Linked DNA regions of Homo sapiens: region 2 is linked to region 1. A link is a loop called in an ENCODE intact Hi-C map of the cell type or tissue named here. Cell type or tissue: GM12878. All regions are shown on one strand.

The links. Peaks named below come from ENCODE experiments on the same cell type or tissue, not always from the same donor. Only the 100,000 strongest peaks of a DNase experiment are listed, where the experiment ranks them.
Region 2: a loop joins it to region 1, with 2.8 times the contacts of the local background. A loop is called at or near these places in 6 of 110 quality-filtered maps.

What each region holds. Positions count from the first base shown.
Region 1 is chr20:51,399,354-51,401,853 of GRCh38, forward strand. The region is part of intron 9 of NFATC2 (nuclear factor of activated T cells 2); the gene reads right to left. Among named protein-coding and RNA genes, the nearest start is that of MIR3194, 52 kb to the right of the region's middle. RefSeq lists an enhancer at 1,093-1,562. In GM12878, no CTCF peak of the experiment used is centred here; a DNase peak (open chromatin) is centred at 1,228; H3K4me3 peaks cover 547 bases; H3K27ac peaks cover 2,394 bases.
Region 2 is chr20:51,479,678-51,482,177 of GRCh38, forward strand. All of the region lies in intron 3 of NFATC2 (nuclear factor of activated T cells 2), which reads right to left. Among named protein-coding and RNA genes, the nearest start is that of MIR3194, 28 kb to the left of the region's middle. In GM12878, no CTCF peak of the experiment used is centred here; a DNase peak (open chromatin) is centred at 1,144; H3K4me3 peaks cover 1,697 bases; H3K27ac peaks cover 2,105 bases.

The DNA of each region.
Region 1 (2,500 bases):
TTCAAAACACCTGTCTTCCCAATCCCCTTTGGCCGAATTGGAATACCCAAGTCCATTCCAAATGCCTGATTTAGAAATGTTTTCTGAGTCCAATTTCTTACAGGGAATAATGCAGCGTTATTAGAAATGTCAAGTAAACTAGGATGCTTTTTCAAATAGAGGCATAAGCTCCCTGAAATCTCATCTTCAAGGGAGACAGAATGCTCAATAAATGAGATCCTTTCAGCGCTTATGCAGTTAGAGGCCTGGATTTCCCAATGTTGGGCTCCAACAGGAATTGGCTAGTTGGGGTTGGCTACTGCTGCCCTGGGGCAAAAGAAGCACTTCATCTCTCCTCCTTTTCTGACCATGCATCTCAGGCCATCTCCCAAAGCAAACATTTCCAGGTGGATGTGGCCCTAAGGCAGCTCCCACACTAAACTGCCCAGTCTCCACTTGAAACTGACTTCTTCCAAGTCCAAGAGCAGACAGTACTGTCGGATAATTCACTCAGGGCCTTAAAATACCACCTCTATCCTGACGATGGCCACATTAATGTTTTTAACCCAGACCATCACTCCTGAATTTCAGATTGCAATATCTACCTGCCCAAACTTCACAGGGCCAAAACCAATCTCTGGATCCTCACCCCTCCTCCCCGTGTCTCACCTGTTCCCATGATGGGAAACACACATTCTCTCTTTCCAGTTGTTCAGGCCAACCTGTGTGTTCCCTGACTCCTTGTTCACAGCCCACATCCCACCCACCCATACATGCTTCTGGATTTACCCCAGGTAGCCAGAAACCAACAACCTCCACTGCCACCCCGGCCCTACAGCAAGGTGATCCTGTTGGAACTGATGTTAGAGCACGCCACTCCCTGTTTTGCTCAGCTGACAGCTCTAAAGTTCTGTAATGACCAACACGTTGTCACTTTATCCATATCTACTCATTTAAGGAGCACTTCAGTGGATCTCAGGCATCAGGCACAGGTCTGAAGTCACACCCTTGGAGGAGTCGTTCGAATCTAGTTGGAACCCCAGGGACCAGGTTCTTCAGACCATCCACCCAGAACACGAGTTCTCTCTCCAAACCTTCAAACACCAAACCACATGGTGCCCAGTGTTAATATGGGGGGTGGGGGGGCACAATGGCGCTATCTCAGGGGACTCGAGAAACCAAGCCCTGTTCTGTCACCTTCTCAGAGAAATAGAAAGCATCACATGATGGCTCCGTCTGCAGCATTCGGAGGTGCAGCTTCCTGTTTAGTCATAGAGTTTCACTCTTTGTCAGCTTCTTTGTGGAAGACAGAGGCAGGGCCTGTCTTCATTCAACTGAGGCCCGAAATCAACTCGGGACCAGGCCACCGCCAAACACCCTCCTCCGCAGGTGGCTACTCGCTCTGCCTTCCTTCATCCTCACAGACATCTCCGGGGGTGGTGGTGAGAGTTCCATTTCTCAGGTCAAGTTAGTAAGGCAGAGAAAGATGGGGCGACTTGTCCAGGAACAGCCTCCTAGCATTGGGTAGAGACCAGATGTGGCCCCAGCTCTATGGGTACTAGTCCTGGGCTAGGGTTTCCCCAATTTGAAAGATCTTCTGGCTGCCCTGGGGCCTCTGTTAAAATGTAGACTCACATCAGAAGCTGTTGGAACATAAGCACTTCAACAGTGCCTCTGCCTCAGTCTCCCCAGCCACGAGATGGGGATGAGAACACTTCCTTGGCAAAGTCACTGAGGATTAAATGAGATGCTATAGGCCAGGCACAGTGGCTCATGCCTGTAATCCCAGAACGTTGGGAGGCCGAAGTGGGTGGATCACTTGAGGTCAGGAGTTTAAGACCAGCCCGGCCAATATGGTGAAACCCCGTCTCTACTAAAAATACAAAAATTAGCTGGGTGTGACGGCAGGTGCCTGTAACCTCAGCTACCTGGGAGGCGGAGGTTGCAGTGAGCTGAGATGGTGCCACTGTACCCCAACCTAGGCAACAGAGCAAGACTGTCTCAAAAAAATAAAAATAAATGAGATGCTATAGCTGGCTCATTGGCATGTGTTTATTAAGCCCACAATATGGTCCCCTAAAGAAGATGGAAGAGAAAGAGACAAAGACCAGTCTAAAAGAGGCCATTCCAATAACCAAGGATACCATTCTGTTTCCCTACATATTTAAATGGGAGGTAAGTCCATTGATCCACGTGAATGTGCTGGTCAGTTGTCAGTAATATGGAGATGCGGACGTCAAGAGAAAAGGCAGTATTTAGACTTACTACATGGTCCCTAAGTGTCATCTACAAATCCTCCCAAAGACACAGGGGTACCTCAAAAACCACAATTACTTTTGCGCCAACCTAATACAAGGTTACAGCCTAAGACCTATACAGTGGCCTTGCATTTTTACCCCAGGCATAAACTGGTGAGTCATCCCACTGATCCTATGGACTAGGTGATAATTTAAGATGTAAATTAGAAGTGGTTCACTGATGAGCTTAATCAATGGTGATAATTTTCATAAAAACACAAGGT
Region 2 (2,500 bases), 80 kb after region 1:
GCCACACACCACACTTGATGTTTTACACATCTCACAACAATTCCACGTAAGATGGGCTCACTGCTACCCACATTTTACAGGTGAGGAAACTGAGGCTGCTAAGGTCTGGCAACTTGTCCCAGTCAACACAGTGAGCATAGGGCAGAGCCAGGCTCCAAACTCCAGCCTCTCAGGCTCCGAACCCACCCGCTTCCCTGCCACCCTCTCTCTGTCCTCAGCGCTTGGTGGATTCCACTCTGCTCTCTGATTACTACAGGTCAGAAAGGGCAGGTCCTCAAAGGCAAAATAAGCAAGTGCTAAGGTGCAACATCAAGAATGTGCTTCCTGGGGCCAGGCGCGGTGGCTCGTGCCTGTAATCCCAGCACTTTGGGAGGCTGAGGTGGGCAGATCACTTGACGTCAGGAGTTCAAGACCAGCCCGGGCAACATGGTGAAACCCCGTCTCTGTGAAAAATACAAAAATTAGCCAGGTATGGTGGCACGTGCCTGTAATCCCAGCTACTCAGGAGACCAAGGCAGGAGAATCACTTGAACCCGGGGGTTGGAGGTGGCAGTGAGCCGATATTGCACCACTGCACTCCCGCCTGGGTCACAAAGCAAGACTCTGTCTCAAAAAAAATAGAATGTGCTTCCTGCCGCACAGGAGAGAGAGTGGGGCAGGAAGGAGGGAGAAAAGAAGGGGCACAGAGGGAGATGGAGGGAGAGAAACAAACAGCAACCTAAACAAACAAAAACGGTAGTTCCTTGAGAGAAAAACCTCTTTAGGAAAGCCAAGAATGGCCTCTCTGAGTTGAAGAGCAGCCTCTGGGTTGAGCTGGGCTGGCTTATACAATGTGAGCAGATAGAATCCACCTGGCACTGGTGAGGGTCCCTTCCCCGCCTCCCCGGGTAACACCAGAAAGCAGTGTGGTATAGCTGAAAGCACAAAGTTTTTCACTTTGGGTCAGACATATCTGAATTTCGATGCCAGCTCTGCTTCTTGATGGCTGTGTGACTGTGAGCAATCGCTCCACCCCTGAGTTTCCATATGCTCAGATAAAAAGGAGACATCACCCCCCACCCTGCAGGCCTCTTCTGAAAGGCGAAATAAGGTGACCTTTGTTGGGCACCAAAGCACAGCACACGGTAGGTACCCATGAAACGAGAACTTTCCTTGTCATCGGAGGATGACGCAAATCGAAACAGGGAGGTGATATTACAGAACTGAATGGAAGGGTGAAGAATGAATGTGAACAAAGTGAGAACCAACGTGAAGGCCTCCCATATGGGAAAGCCCAGGCACTAATTGCAGTCTTCTCAGTGGGCTGGCTCAACAGTTGCCGGCTTGGAGTGTCAGAGGAAAGAGGGGCCAGGTGAAGAAACCTCACCATCTTTCATGAAAGGAATACTTCCCGTCCACCCTCCATCCTCCCCTCCTACAAAAGGTACAGAATGTGCCCAGAATCCCAACTGCTCAGCTGCCTCATTCTGGAAGAGCCTTCCTCGCCAGGTCCCTGGAGGTTTGATGAGAAGAACAGATAGCCATTTACTTGCTTCTCCAAAAACTCAGTGATTTGGGTTTTGCAAATAGAACTTGATGTTTTGAGATGACATGATCTACCCTTCAGGTTCCAAACTCCCCACCATCCCCATTTTCGGGAGACCTCGGTCAGGAGGCTTTGGGGCGGCCTTTTCAGGCTTCTCCAAAGGTGAGGTCTTCTCGGTGGCCTGGACCAGCCGGATCACACTCCAGGCACAGCAGACACATTCTGCAATACAGGAGCTCCACGTCACTGGCCTCCCGAGCAAAGGAAACGCCACTTCCTGCAGCCAAGGTGAGAGCGAAAGTTTTCTGCTTCTTGTAATTTCCCAGGCAGTTGAAAAGGTTCCAGGAAGAAGCAGTGCTTCTAGTGCACACCGTGAAGGGCTGAATGCACGGGAGGGGAGTGTCTGTGGCGTCTGCGGGGGTGGGGGCCCAGGCTGCAGCTTGGTGCGACTTCCATCCACCAACCTTCCCATCAAAGGGACCCAAGAAGCCAACTGCAGGCTTGGGGGCATCATTCTATTAATAATCCACTCTGTCCCCTTGTCAACTCAGCTACTTGAAAAACCGGATCTGAGGAATGACGTGTGATTTAGACATCCCGCCACAGTTAGCTATATAAATGACGCCATCCAACCTCATCACAAGGAAAACTTTGCACCCTCCATAGGTGAAGACCTTTCTACACAGTGTATTGGGATCGCTTGCAAACATAGCTAATGTAATCTCCATAACAATGCTCAGAGAAGAGCAGTGTTATCCCATTTTTAGATGAGAACGGTGAGGCTCAACCAGGTTAACTAACTTGCTCACTATCCTACAGGTCATAAGTGATCAGGTGGCAACAGCCTCCACTGGCCCTGTTTGTTTCTTCTGTTGTATGGCTGATTCCTGATTCAGAAAAAGGCAAAATCCCCCCACCCCCAGCCCCCCAAGTCTGGCCTATGCATTTTAAGACAGGCAAATCCACCCCACCAGC